Regions from separate parts of the Mus musculus genome. Here region 1 is linked to region 2. A link is a loop called in an ENCODE intact Hi-C map of the cell type or tissue named here. Cell type or tissue: left cerebral cortex. All regions are shown on one strand.

The links. Peaks named below come from ENCODE experiments on the same cell type or tissue, not always from the same donor. Only the 100,000 strongest peaks of a DNase experiment are listed, where the experiment ranks them.
Region 1: a loop joins it to region 2, with 9 times the contacts of the local background. A loop is called at or near these places in 5 of 42 quality-filtered maps.

What each region holds. Positions count from the first base shown.
Region 1 is chr6:101,547,179-101,555,178 of GRCm38, reverse strand. No RefSeq gene overlaps it. Among named protein-coding and RNA genes, the nearest start is that of Gm34335, 32 kb to the right of the region's middle. In left cerebral cortex, CTCF peaks have their summits at 2,932 (motif pointing left) and 4,216; DNase peaks (open chromatin) are centred at 2,938, 3,507 and 4,095; H3K27ac peaks cover 795 bases.
Region 2 is chr6:101,605,194-101,613,193 of GRCm38, reverse strand. No RefSeq gene overlaps it. Among named protein-coding and RNA genes, the nearest start is that of Gm34335, 90 kb to the right of the region's middle. In left cerebral cortex, no CTCF peak of the experiment used is centred here; DNase peaks (open chromatin) are centred at 2,570, 2,917, 3,997 and 4,530; H3K27ac peaks cover 1,264 bases.

The DNA.
Region 1 (8,000 bases), 58 kb after region 2:
TAACAGAGACAAATTATGTCCAGACATCTGAAAGTCATCATCTCTCTGCATATGCAGGCATTCTGAGAAAGTCCACAAGAGGATCAAAACCAAGATTAAGTAAGCCACATCTGTTTGGATTTAAACGACATTGTCTATGTAGTTCAAAGTTGTTTCCATATATATATATATATATATATATATATATATATATATATATATATATATAACCTGCCCAGCTGTTTTTTATCTTACATTCTTAGCTTTTATCAAAGTGTGTTTTCATTGGCCAGGCACTGTTATTTCTAAGAGTTAAAGTATTTACAAAGGAAGCTAAGGAACAAAATGCCTTGTTCATCTAACTGCTGTCCCCAGAGCTTTTGCAAGCATTCTGAGAAAACTAATACAGCGGTTATGTTCAATTCTAAATAGAAAGGCTGTATCTACTGTGTGTCAGCATATTATAAATGAGGCTGTCTGTCTTTTTCTATGTGTCAGTCATCACACTCAACACTGATATGAAACATGTTTCTTAAAGGCACATATTACATAATGAACATTCAACTTTATCAGCATTCTGCACTGTTAAATGGAAAAGGGAATGTTTTTGAAAACCATCATGGATCAAGAAATAGTCTTATTTAACAGAGAAATCGTTGAAACACAAAAGTACCCTGGGGACTGACTTTCTTCTGGATATTCAATACATTTATATATTAAAAAATCATACTTGATTACAATTCTCCTACTTTATGAGGAATAAATATATTTTATTATGATGCTTTCACTAGCTAGTTTATTAGAATGGAATGTGAAAACAAATGAAAATAAGACACAATCAAAGGAATATGTTATGATAGCAAAACCAGCCTGAGTGATTGCTTAACTGCTATCTGTGCCTATTGTGAAGACTGAATATACATTGCAAACATGTTAATACACACAAAGACACACATACATACAGAAATATTCATACATATATATACACATATGCAAATACACAAGTACATACATACATATGGGCATACATAGATTCATACATAGATGGACACACACACATATACTACACACATTCATACATATGTAAACACACACACACATTCACAACCTTTGCTATTCTTTCCATGTGTCAGCAACCAAAAGGTCACTCAGAGCAATACTCTCACTTGAAGACAGCTGCAGCTTTTACAGTCAGTACTCTGTTATACAGAGCAAAATTCTTCATTCTTCTCCTTCTTTTCCTTCTCCTCCTCCTCCTCCTCCTCCTCCTCCTCCTCCTCCTCCTCCTTCTTCTTCTCTTCTTCTTCTTCTTCTTCTTCTTCTTCTTCTTCTCCTCCTCCTCCTCCTCCTCCTCCTCCTCCTCCTCCTCCTTCTCCTCCTCCTTCTCCTCCTCCTCCTCCTCCTTCTCCTTCTTTTTAATAATCAAGTACATTATTGAAACATTTGTCCCAAATTCATGTTGAAGATGTAGTTCTGATTTCCCTCAGTTTTAATTACCATGAAAGTATAGTTTTGAGAGTGAGTGGATAAGCAGATGTCATGGCATTGAACGCAAGATCCATACGACTTTCCAATTGACTGGATTTCACTCACGTCTTGTTTTTTTTTTTAATATATTCAAAATACTCAACCAATAGTTCTTGGGCCTCTGAGTTGCATTGCATGCCTTTAGATTTTCTCCTAACTTTGGGACACTTAAACTAAGTTTTCTCATCTACAAAATAGAATCAATGTTATGTTTAACTTTATGGAAGAAAAAAAAAAGATAGACCACTGAAAAAAAGATAAACAACAAACCTCAGACGGTGTCTCCTGCATAATAGTTGTTGTTTCATTAACTGATCATTGCTATAGCTTGAGTCTAAAGTACCTCCCAATGCCCTGACTCCTAGCACAACTTCGAAGTGATGGAACCCTCAGGGAGGTTGTCAGTCACTGGAAAGTGTTTGTAAAGAGTACTGTGGGACCCTGGTCTCTCTTCTCTTTCATGTCACTGCCGCAAGACAAAACCTCTTGCTCTTCCACAAGTTCCTATTCTAGTACATGGCTCCCTGCTTCAGCCTAAGCAAGAAGTCTAACCATCCCTTGACTGAAACCTCCAAAATGATGAGCCAGCAAAAACACTTGATAAGTTGATTGTCTTGGGTCCTTTGTGAGAGCACTGGAAACCCAACACCGCTATTTTCACACCATTCTAAGTTCTTTCTTTCTTCTTTAACCTCCATTCATCCCCTTCTAGCCTCAAATCTTAACGCAGATCTCTTTACTGAGTGAACAGAGAGATGAGCTATTTCCATCTTTAGACAGCTTACTGTGTTCAGTCTTCCTCTTTCTTAGCCCCCACTCCTGAAAAAGCCACATGCTTCTCCCTTCTGAAACCAAGTCTTCCATCCCTAGAGAGGACACATGGGTTGTGACAGGTGTGAATTTATGGCAGTGACAGCACAGCACTTGCACAGTGGGAAAGGCCACCATGACTAGTTTCTTCTCCACCTTGCTATGCAGGCAGACGAACAGGTTGCAGATGGACACATTCGAGCACATCCTATCTACTCCATCTTAGTCCCTCTTGCCTTTTCTGAGTTGTTAGAACATCCCACAGCATCTTTCTCAATCACATCTCCCATGCCTCCCTTTGATGCTCAGTAAGATGATATATGAATAGGTTTCCTGACTAGTGCCACACCACTCTCCTAATGCCTACCCAAAGAATATCAGGGCAATCTTCCAGTTACTCCCATTCAGAAACATGATTGCTTCTGACAGCAGATAGGGGGAAACCCACTCTTCTGAAAGCTGATAGAGAGGAAACTATATCAGGCTCTTACTATCTTTATTGAGGAAGTGACATTTAATTTGACTTTATGGAACTCCCTGTGCACCAGACGCTGAGCCAAATGCTACACCCGTCAGATCTCCAGGGTTACATGAGATTTCTCTGAGGTAGGTCTGGTTGCTGCCCCCTTCTGCTTACCAGAAGGAAAGGCCTCATCTTATGGAGCTTGTTCAAAGGCACATGGTTTGATCTGATGTTGCTTGATTGCTTTGTTTCTGTGTCTTCTTGTCTGACATCACTCATTCCCAGCTCGTACCCTACGAGTTTTTGGCACCAAGGAAAGCATCATCCTAAATCCATTTAGGCCACTGACATCAAGCAGGCTCCTCCTCAGTTATCAAGTATAGCTACATTGCTCCTTGGAGTATTTCTGCCTTTTAAAGCTTCCATTACACAGTATCTTTAAAACACTCAGCGTTTTCCTCATAACCACCCTGTGGACTACAGCCACACTCTTTCATTTCACAGTGGTGGAAAATACAGCGCAAAGATACTTAGGTAGTTTGCCAAGACCATATAATAAATAAGTTGCTGGACTAGAAAATGAACCCACGGTTCTCGTGTTAATTAAAACACCCTAAGCTTGAATAGGAGCGATGGTTCAGGCAGCGAAGTGCTTAGTACTTGCATGTGAAGACCTGAGTGGAATCCCTCAGAACGCTATTTAAAAAAAAAAAAAGTCAGAGGCACATGTAAGTACTCCCAGCATGGGAAAGGCAGACATAAGATAGTCTCTGGAGCCTGCTGGCCAGTCAGTTGGCCAAATTGATGAGCTCTCGGTTCAGTGAGAGACTTTACCTCAAATACAAAGAAAAAAAAAAGTAGAAAGTGATTAAAGAAGGGAATCCAACATCCCCTTCTAGTGCGCATGCATGCAACCACCCCTCCTCCCCAACCCCCAACTACCCAAACAACTTTAGCTTTAAGTGCACTTTTCCCAACTCCTAGAACACTAGGCAGATGAAAGCCTGCAAATTAATGAAATTACATTTGTTTTAAATACAAATAGCAAACTGCATCCTCGAAATTTACTGTTTGAGGGTGTTGGCTCCCAGCAAGTGGCTTCTCTGCCAGTGTCTTCAAGTCTTCCTGGGAGGTGAGGTGAGGACAGAATCACAGCTTTGTAGCAAATGTCTTGGTTTCTCCGAATTTATTTAACTACCACCCTGGATTTTCTTTCACCACAGTTTATCTTCCTACGCAGTCATATGGGTCTTTCTAATTTCAATCAGACAGACATGAGCTGGGGCTTTTGAGGCGTCTGGACAAAGGTGACACTGAGACTAATTTGAAGGATTTGAATTTCAAATGGGCAGGGGAGGGGTTGGCACAAGTCGGCCTGCAGATGGCCGTTGGGCTGCAAGCTGAAGCAAAGAGGCATTCATGCTATTCCTCTGTCTGACTGCAGGAGCTGTACCCAGGGAAGGAACAAGCCAGCACAGAGGTACCCAGGAAAGGAACACGCCAGCATGGAGGTACCCAGCAGAGAGCTGTGAGCTCATCCAATGGTTTTGAAAATGTTTTTTCTCTCTTGCTTCAAAAGCACTTTAGTTAAGAGGCTCTTTCAAAAGAGAAATAAAATCTCTAGGCTATGAACTCTGGAGTCTGGCAAGCCAATCTTATGATAGGGCAGCCAGGTTGAGCCTCAACAAATACTGAGTGAAGAAAGTCAAGGGAGTCCAAAGTTGGCCACGTCCTAGGATAGGTTAAGCAGTTTGTTGGTGGCTGTATTTATAATATAAAACATGAGCAGGCTCACTCCTTCATGGATTCACCCTGTCAACTAAGAAAGAAAAGGCCCAGGATTTCTTTGGCCCAAAGCACAGAATTTTCTGTTTCTTAGAAATCTCTTCTGCCAGCTTACCAGTTTTTTTAGGAAACAACCAGAATTTATTATGAAGAATCTCTTTCTCCTTATATCAAAGTAAATTTTTGTTGGTTTTGAGACAGACTTGTTTTGGAGCTTTGGCAGGCCTGGGACTCTGCCTCCCGTGTGCTAAGATCACAGATATACACCAAACAGACCTGACTTCTGCTAAACTTAATTAAATTAATTTGTTTAATTAAATGTGCATATGCATGAGTATGCACATACACATAAGGACTCAAACTTGTGCACACACATGCACACACCAATATGTGCAAATGTACAATATCCTTCCCCCAACACAGGGCCTCACAACAATGTATACTATTCCATTGTCTGGCTCCTTCTTATTTGGTCCCTTTTTTCTTTCTTCTTTTTTTTTTATCAAATTTTTATTAGATATTTTCTTCATTTACATTTCAAATGCTATGCCGTAAGTCGCCTATACACTCCCTCTGCCCTGCTCACCAAACCACCCACTCCTGCTTCTTGGCCCTGGCATTGCCCTGTACTGGGACATATAAAGTTTACAAGACCAAGGGGCCTCTCTTCCCAGTGATGGCTAACTAGGCCATCTTCTGCTACATATGCAGCTAGAGACACGAACTCTGGAGGTACTAGTTAGTTCATATTGTTTTCCACCTATAGGGTTGCAGACCCCTTCAGCTCCTTGGATACTTTCTCTAGCTCCTCCATTGGGGGCCCTGTGTTCCACCCAATAAATGACTGTGAGCATCCACTTCTGTATTTGCCAGGCACTGGCATAGCCTCACAGGAGGCAGCTATATCAGGGTCCTTTCAGCAAAATCTTGCTGGCATATGCAATAGTGTCTGTGTTTGGTGGCTAATTATGGGATGGATCCCCCGGGTGGGGTAGTCTCTGGATGGTCCATCCTTTTGTCTTAGCTCCAAACTTTCTCTCTGTAACTTCTTCCATGGGTATTTTGTCCACCTCACACCAGTCAGAATGGCTAAGATCAAAAATTCAGGTGACAGCAGATGCTGGTGAGGATGTGGAGAAAGAGGAACACTCCTCCATTGCTGGTGGGATTGCAAGCTTGTACAACCACTCTGAAAATCAGTCTGGCGGTTCCTCAGAAAATTGGACATAGTATTACCGGAAGATCTGGTAATTCCTCTCCTGGGCATATACCCAGAAGATATTCCAACTGGTAATAAGGACACATGCTCTACTATGTTCATAGCAGCCTTATTTATAATAGCCAGAAGCTGGAAAGAACCCAGATGTCCCTCAACAGAGGAATGGATACAGAAAATGTGGTACATTTACACAATGGAGTACTACTCAGCTATTAAAAACAGTGAATTTATGAAATTCTTGGGCAAATGGATGTATCTGGAGGATATCATCCTGAGTAAGGTAACCCAATCACAAAAAAAGTCACTTGATATGCACTCACTGATAAGTGGATATTAGCCCCAAAACTTAGAATACCCAAGATACAATTTGCAAAACACAAGAAAATCAAGAAGAAAGACCAACGTGTAGATACTTCATTCCTCCTTAGAATAGGGAACAAAATACCCATGGAAGGAGTTACAGGGTCCCTTGCTTTTCAATCAGGTCTTATCAGAGTGTATCTCTTACAACAAGCTTCTTTTCAAATCTCCCCCCTGAAACAGTAGCATGAAATACAGCACTGTCTTCAGATGAGATACTGGTGATGTAAACTTGTATAATTGGCAAAATCCCTGTCTGTTTCTCTTTTGGGTGTATTTAATGAAGCATTTAGAACTGAGTGGTCAGTTTGATCAGTTGGGAGTGATGGAGAGAACATGTTACTAACCACAATTTGACATTGTTAAGTGATTATAAATACACCCATTTCATGTTTCTGTTCTCACTTTGGTGTGTGTGTGTGAGTTTTACTACAATAAAAATATAAACAGCTTTTTATTTATGTGTATTTATTCATGTGTATGTGTGTCTCTCTATACATATGCCACATACATGTGGGTATGAGTTGAGACCATAAAAGGGTGTTGGAATTCTTGAAACTGAAATTACAGGTGATGGTGAGCTGTCCATTGTAGGTACTGGGAGTTGAACTTGGGTCTTCTGGAAGAGCAGAAAGTGCGGTTTAACTGCTGAGCCATCATTCCAGCCCCCCCCCCAAAGCTTTTAAATAACAATAAAATGGACCATGGTTCTATGCCAGAGTCACCTGTACTTTGTTTCCTCTGGTGCTTTTTCTGACATCCAGCCCTTTCAACTCATATTGGCAATGGTTAGATCCCTGTTCTCTACTTATGGTAGTTAGATAGTTAGTGTGCCCAAAATACACATGCGTTAACATAGGTTCTCAGCCTGGAACCCTGGAAGGTGATGGAAACTTGCGGAGGAGACTAATGGGAGTGTTTAGGTCATTGGTGGTACACTCTCCAAGGACAGTATAAATTGATTTTTTTCTGTATCCTTCTTTGTTCTTGGCCATAAGGCACTTGGAGTGCATTAATATGTACTTATTATTACTATGTCTTTTCTTGTCTTTGGCTTAAAAGAAACAGGGTCAAGTGACCATGGGCAGAAACATCAAAAACTCTGAGGCAAAATCATCTCATGCTATTTGTAAGTTGGTCATCTCAAGTACTTTTAACTGTAGAGAAAGGAGCTGGCATCAGTGGAATGTATGCAGTAGAAGACAGACACCTAGTCTGAGTGCTTTATATCTCAGCCAGAGCACAATTGATGAAGCATTCAGTCACAGATTTGTAACTGGGGCCCATGCTTTTCTAACTGGAAGACCCTGCTTTCCCGCTGTCTTCCTGAAGATCATCTTTCTTCTACAGAAATGCAGCATCGTTTACAGGTGCCATTTACTCTTCAATTTTAACTTTACTGGATTAGGGTCCCCTAGACAACACACCTCAGTGTGTGTCTGTGAGAGTATTTCCAGCCCATAACCTTGGGTCCCATATAGAATGAAAACAGGAAGAGCCAACAGGGTACCAGCATTCAACTCTCTCTGCTTTCTGGCTGTGGACAGAAGGGGATCAGCCACCTCATACTCCTTCAGTCCTGCTTTCCCCACAATGATGGGCTGAACATCACACTGTGGGCCAAAATAAACACTTCCTCTCCAAAGTTGCTTCTTGCTAGCTGTCTGGGCACAGCAACAAAACATAAATAACACATTGTGTTTTAACAAGAAAACATCTTCAAGCTCTTTCTTTGTTAACAATGGAAAAATACATTTTTTTTTTTTACATTTTAATGATATCAATCATTTTAGAAGATTTGGTGACAAAAGGGACATCTCTTCACATCATAAATGCCTAACCCTTCAGAAGGAAGAC
Region 2 (8,000 bases):
AAGTCATCTGCTACATAATGGATTCTCAGACTCCTCCACACTTGTACTCAAGGTGGGAGGGCTAATAATGGCTCCTTGGGCACCCATTGATATCATGACACAAGCTAATAAGAATTGCAGGTCATCACTTAGCAATGATTCTTACATTAGGCATTGTTTCTGACATACAGAACTTGACTTTTCAAATTACAGAGAAACCTAGATGATGGAGATCTAACATGCTTAAAGACCCATTTTCTTTGTCTTTGTTGCATTTTATCATCTGATATTCTGCATTTATGAAGTTATAATAGTAGTCATATAGGGCTGAAGAGATGGCTCAGTGGTTAAGAGCACTGACTGCTCTTTCAGAGGTCCTATGTTCAATTCTCAGCAACCACATGGTGGTTCGCAACCATCTGTAATGGGATCTAATGCCCTGTTCTGGTGTTTCTGACAGCTACAGTGTACTCATATACATAAAATAAATAAATCTTATAAAAAGAAAATAACCCTGTAATAAATAAATCAATAAATATCTAAATAAATCTTAAAAAAGAAACCCTGTAATAAATAAATAAATAAATAAATAAATGTATAAATAAATAAATAATAAAAAGAAAATAAAACAATGAAAAAACAATAGTCAGCTGCTTTGAAAAAGAAATATCCATGGGAAACAATCTAAGGTCAAAAATTCAAAAGGATACAAACAAGCTTCCAGTTAGCAAAAGACAACACACAGAACAGTTTCACTTGTGATACTGCATCATTTGACAGTGAGTGAGAGAGGTCATCTCCCCATCCCTGCGGAGTGATCTCTTCCAGTTACCATTTCAAGGACCCACTGGTATTTTCAATACTGTCTACCTTTTACTTGAAAAAGTCAGCTGGTTACTTTCCACTGCTATGGACCCAGGTATCATAACTGCTACTTGGGATAACGTCTGGCAACACCTTGAGTTGATCTTCACAAACTAGCACAGAATGCTTTCTCTTTCAATCCTTTTTTCAAGACAAGGTTTCTCTTTGTAGCCCTGGCTGTCCTGGAACTCACTCTGTAGACCAGGCTGGCCTAACTCAGAAATCCACCTGCCTCTACCTCCCAAGTGCTGGGATTAAAGGTGTGTGCCACCATGCCCAGCTACAATCCCATTTCTAAGGAAATAGTAAGTACCTTCTTGTCATTGTATTGAAAGAAAATGACAGTATTCACTAGTATATGTGTGACATGGTATAAAGGATAAAGTACTACTTAATATAACCTGCTGTCTTTGGGGCACTGAGTTAATCTAAGCTTGATTTAAGATAAAACTTAAGGTTGAGCCACCACACCATCTGGTTTTGGTACATCTTTATGCTCCTACCCATCAATTTTCTCTATAAAATTTTTCTTCCCAAATAGACAAAAAAGATGAGGCCAGGGAAGAAGACAGAGTCTGCAGCCTGATTCTGTTCCAAGGGTGATAAACATGGTATCTTCTGATGGAGTCTCTTTGTCATTAAGGTCTTTATCTGACATCAGTCACTGAGTAATTGGGTGACTGGTAGAAAGTCTCCGGGCTCCGTTTAAAGCAAGTTTCCAGCTACTCTTTCATTTAAAACTGTTAGGCATAGTAATTTACGTTCTGGAAGCCCAGCAAGAAAGGAACATAATTGGTGTGGACCATCATCAATTCTGAAACAGCTTGATCATCGAGGTTTTCAGGTTTTGCCCCTCCTTCCCTCTGATCATAAATTTTGTTTGCAAGTTGGTAGGTATATTTTCTTTTTTTCAATGACTGCTTCTCCCTGATATGTTTGTATGCTGTTATTTAATAAAAAGGTTTGTGGTCCATTTGTGCAGTAGCTGAAAACACCGTGGTGAATGCAAGCTACTTATTTTTAGATTTAAGGTTCAGGTCTAACTGTAATTTCCGATAATCACTGTGACCTACAGACATTTGGGTCTGCTGTCTGTCAGACCCACAGTTCTCTTGTAAGATTAAGCAGAGACGTCTGTAGATAGTGCATCTGAGGAGTGGCTTTACAGCCCCTACCAAGCCACCTTCTTGCCTTTACTGCTAAAAGTCTGGACTTGAGAAATGTGTCTGCAGGCTAGCCTTGCAGAAGTAGCTTTCTGTGTATCTGGAGAAGTGATATCATTTCAAAACAGAGTTTAAAGATTAATGCTGCCCAAGTTATAAATGATGGTAAATTCCTAATACATCAAAAGTTTTCTAAAGCCCTCATTTGGGTAGATTTTTTTTTCCCCCCCTGGTCAGCTGAGTATTTTAGAAGTTCTACTACATTTCTGGATCTGATGAAAACATCCTTTGCAAGCAACCCCACCTGTGAGGAGAGGTCAAATGAACATCATCTTTTCTGGGTTTGGAATGTCATTGAAATCACTTCTCCAACTTCTGGCTAAGATCAAGTGTGGAATGTCATGGAAATAACTGAATAGACTGTGATGATTTGGAGTGTCATAGGAGGAATAACCTTTGGGGCATCTGTCTTGTCTGTGGTCTCTCATGCTGCCTCTCTCTGCTTTCTGAATGTCACACAGCAAGCAGCTTTCCTCTGTTGTGCCCTTTCACCATCATGATCTCACTACAGGCACCAAAGCCTGTTGACCATGCAGTGGCCCTTCTGACGCCAGCGTGATTATCTTTGTTGACTATGACCTTATTCTTAACACATTCTCTTTTCTTTCTTTCGAATTTCAGATGAACTGGTGGCCTTTGGATCAGGTTCTGCTTATAGGTTTTTTCTGTTTAATTCTCTTCTCTGTAGGTTTCTGTAGGCTTTCACTATCCTTAATTGGCTCCTCTTCATGAACATTTCTCCATGGATAGAGAAATTGCAGAAAATAAAGCACATTTCTGACTTTCCTGTGAGCAATAGTTGCCCAAGTGTAAAACAGCATCAGTGGGTGTCAGTGGGACTGTATGGGCAACTGTCTTCAGTCGTCGCACCAGTATAAAACCAGGTGCATCTGGCCACAGTGTGCTTGATATCAGAACACACTTCCCTGATCTCCTGCCTTGTGGGGCCAATGCCTTTTATTTTCCTAACATCTGTCCCCTACTCTAGAGAGACGTCAGGAGGCTTGGGTCAAAACTGTTCTGAGTAAAAGTTGAGTTTTCGAATCATCTATTCTCCTATGCCATTACAGTGGAAAGCCTGTGACAACCCAGAGATGGAAACATGCATGCAGTTCTGACCCTAGAGCAGCCCAGATGCATAGAATGGCTCATATCAAAACAGAGTCTGGGGTCTCACAGGAAAATGACAGAGTATCCATTCCCAAAGCAAGGTTAGGTAAGGATTTCAATTACTTTTCTAAGCATCATAAGCTCTTTGAGGATTCTAGTCCTTTTTAACATTAGATTGCCAATATGTAAACTATCACTGTTTGCATGGACTATTCCATCTCCTCTCAACCATGGGGTGCCCTGATGCCATGAAAATTCTCTCCTTTATCTTCAGAGATGGCTCACAGATACTGGGGTCTTTTGTTCCCCTCCCAATGATATCATCCCAGTCCTTTGAATATTACAGTTTCTAGATTTTCTTTCTGACTTCCAATGTTCTACAGTAACTGACCTCAAAAATGAAGCTATGGACTTGTTAATTTGCTTCTGTTATGTAAAGAAGGATGTGCGTTCTGGGTATCATTACTCAGTCAATGTGAATTTCTTATTTCTTTTAAAACCAGAGGGTTTCAAAGCCTAAATGGTATGATAATAGAGGGGAAGAAGCATCAATTTTACAGTAGAAATTAGAAAAAGTGGCTCGGAAGCATTTTCATCATCCTTAGATTCGACCTTAGGCTATAGTGCTAAATCTCATTGCTCGTTTATGAATTTCTGGGTTTCTGGGTATCTTTAGCTCTCACAGGAAAACAATTAATCCAGAACAGATGGTCATCCTTCATCCAGGAAGAACTCACTGTTTCATAGAATCTAGTAGAAAGCCAACTTGTCTTACTCACTGGCCTCATATGCATTTTATATAACTATATAAAGAAAAGAGAAGAGAGTATTGAACAAGCTCCACCTGCAGCCTTGTATGCCTTCTAACGCAGAAGCAGCATCCTTAGGTGGTATCTAAGAATACCTTCCTCTCATTTTCAAGAGTGAAACATGATTGTTGCTTTCTGGAGAAAGCCGGTCTATCTTCCATCCCAAATTCAGTCTACCTAGCACATGCTGTCATGGTGCCGTCCATCTCTCTGATGTACTACAGAGATAGATTCATTTTGGTTTTTCTTAATATCAATGTCCCTTTAAGCATCCATTCCACAAAAAATATATATATATATTATAAGCCAGGTCAATGTAAAGGCCTCACATAGCCTTACTCACTTTTCTTTAGTGACACATTCTTAGAATGAAATGAAAAATGTCTCAAGTGGGGATATTTATTAATGGCATAACCCAGAAGGTGGAAAACTGAGACAAAAATAAGAAAAACTTTTCTGTTCCCAGGGCAACCAGTAGAGTCTGGTAACCAGATCATTGGTGAAAGATACCAAATTAGCAGCATGGGTGTTAGACTGCTCTGGAGGTCCCAGGAATAGTCGAATCTCTCTACATGCCCCAAGTGTCTACTGTTGTATTTTTAGTTTATTTTGCAGTGATGGGTAATGATGGCCCATCCTATATCACAGAAGGATCAGTAACATATGCCATTCGCCCAGCCTTGAGTTAATAGTACACATTTAGAATGAAGTACACAGAGGGTCCCTGTTGCAGGAAATATTTTAAAAATGCACCATCCCATGCTATCACTGGCTACTCTTGGGCCCTGGCAGCTCCACTGCCTTTATGGCTAGCCCCAAGCAGTGACTGCATGGTTCTCTTGCTAGGGATTCCAGTCACATTCCCAGCCATCCACCCCTTGTGGTCAGAAGTCCCAAAGCCCAGTAACACCTTAAAATCAAAACTCTAGAGGCTTGTGATTTATAAGTCAGATTTATATCAATAAATTCTCATCCCACAAAATGTCTGCACAATTTACATAAAGCCAATTGGTACTGATATAAATTACCCACCTAGATAAGATAAATTGTTCTGTAATTATCCATCCATCCCTTATAAGATATTCATAGCTACCTGTGGCTATTTAAAGCCATGTGGAATCTGGATTGTCTTTCTCCTCCTCCATCTTCCTACCTCCTTCTCCCTTTCCTCTCCTCCTTCTCCCCCAAACTTTTCAGCTCCATCTTCCCTTTCAGTGCCCAATCACCAGCTCTAGCCTTTATTTTACAAGTTAAAGCAGGGAGAAGATTCACAAGAAGTCACCTGTGTACCTGATTCACCCGCTGACTGCAGCCCTTCCTGGGAAAGCAGAATTAGCATCAAAATACAAACAGCACCAGGGCTATCCATAGACCCTCATGCAAAATCCTGGGTCAAATGTTTCTTCTTCATAGATAGAAAGTCAGCCATACTGATAGGAAGCTGAGAAATACTGGCATATGTGAATAACTTGATAGAACGCAAAAGGGGTCTGGGAGATGGTACAGTATAAAAATGCTTGCCTTGCGAGCAGAAGGGTCAGAGTTTGATCCCAAAAGCTGAGTGTGGTAGTACACTTACAATCCCATCTACAGAGAGATAGGCATGTGTCACGGGAGCTCACTAGGAAGCCAGCTTAGTCTAATTGGTGAGTTCCAGTCCAATAAGAGACCCATCTCAGAAAATAAGGTAGAATGTACCTACAAAGAATACCCGAGGTGCCCTCCGACTTCAACATGCACACACAGCACATCACCCTCACCCCTCCCTCCCTCCCTTCTTCCACCATAGAACCGAAAATCTGAAAAACAAGTACGATATAGAAGTTCAATTAGAACACACCACAAGACATCTGGTCCTTACACTGTGACCAGTTGCTTGTTCATTAGCCATCATATAGTGCACAAAGAAACTTCTCTGATGAGATATGAGGCCAACAATAGTCCACGGGTAGGGACAGTTTGATGCCATCTCAAACCTCCATCATTAAATCCAGTCAGAATTTGATTTATTACCCACACAACATTTGTGTCACTACTGCATCCATATGGCATATCTTGCCATGTGTATCAGGATTGTAACTCACAAGGTTCACATCTGAGTAAGACTTTGGATAACATTTCTCCCAGCAGCATGTATAGCACCTTCTAATACTATGAGAGCAAGCCAGCAGGTAGGAGCTTCCTGTCATTATCAACTTACTTTCTCCATACCCTGTGAACAAGGTATATGATGTTTTCCGCAATGGGATCTTACCATCGTTTGGTGGGCAACTGAGAGCAGTAACAACATGTATTATTATAGACATCTCCAGGACACCTTTGTTCAACAAATCAAAAGTTAAGTACCCCATACCTGGCACTGGGCCTTTTATTTGGCAACCTGTAGTTTCTAGAAGGAGCATTATTCTCTGTGTGAGTAATTTCAATTAAAGGCTTTTATGTGAACATTAATATATATTGCTTGCATGGAGACTTTAACTCAGACACAGATACAAAATATTTACTAATTGTATACTAGGAAATCAATTCATGCATTATATAAATGTACTGATTACTGTGTAGGAGAAATAAAAAAATCATAGTGAGACATGCCATTGTCTGAATATAGGAAAACCAGACATGGCAGTGCATGTCTAGAATTTCAACACTCAGGAAGCTGAGGAAGAAGGATTGTGACTTCAAGTTCAAGGCCAGCCTTAGATATGGAGTGAGACACTGTCTCAGGAAAATAAATAAATAAATAAATAAATAAATAAATAAATAAATAAATAAATGGGGGGGGAAGCAATCCTAAACACATTCGGAAAAGTATCACTCACTGTTTCACTGTCTTCCAAGAACAGCAGTAATTCTAATAACTGAAAGCTCTGGGTATAGAATCTATTACCACTTGGGTAAATGAGCATTGTTTCAAACAGATTTCTAAATATTTATGTTTATACCCAGAAATTAGACCCACTCTCAGCCATCATCAAAGAAGCTTCCCTTTACAGTGGGCAGAGATTAGTGCAGAGACTCACAACTGGCCAAAGGTCACAGAGTAAATGACTAGAGAGCTCAGCCCTAAATTGTACATATACATCATCCCCTCTGAGGTTCAGCTAATTTCACAGAAGATGGGTCAGAAAGAATTTAAGAGTCCAAGGTTGAGTAAGGTTGTTCTGAAAGAACGTCGTCTGGACATGGTACTCATAAATTCACTGAAGTTATGGTTGCTTACCCAAGACCTGTATACTATTAGACCATGACTGTTGCATCATGCATGAGGGTAGACCTCAGAAGGTCCCATGCACAGGGACTATTTGCAGTCACTGGGTTCTTGGGGAGGGGATGTTATTATCTTCAATGGAATAGCCACTCTTAAGTTATCATCTCAGTAGAATACTGCTTGCTGGGAATAAGAACAGCTTCAGCCTTAGTGAGAAGACAGGAAAGGGTAGAGGAGGCAAACATTCAGTATACCCATCTATGAAATATCAAAAGCAGTTAAAAGCAGGATATTCTCTCCATGACAATAATTTGGTTCAAAAATTAAATTACCCACAAGCAGCAATAGCTGCAACTTAGTTGATAGTTGATGTAATAAAATTAGTATAATTCAAAAAATAGAAATCTCCAGCTAGTAGGGCATGGTGGTGCACTCCTTTAATCCCAGCACTCGGGAGGCAGAGGCAAGTGGATTTCTGAAATCGAGGACAGCCTGGTCTACAAAGTGAGTTCCAGGACAGCCAAGGCTATACAGAGAAACCCTGTCTCGAAAAACCAAAAACAACAACAACAACAACAAAAACCCTCCAGCTAACCATAGAAGGGATTATATGAAACTTTATAATTAAAGGCTAATGGCGAGAGGAATGTAAAATATAATTCAATGTGATGGAAAAGAACCAGCAGAAAATGGGAGAATGCAAGTATTAATAGACCACCATGAATCCTATGAAAGACAGCATGTAATTTTATTCATTTCTTCCAAAGTATGTGACCGTAGTCCCTAATCCATCATCCACCTCATGAG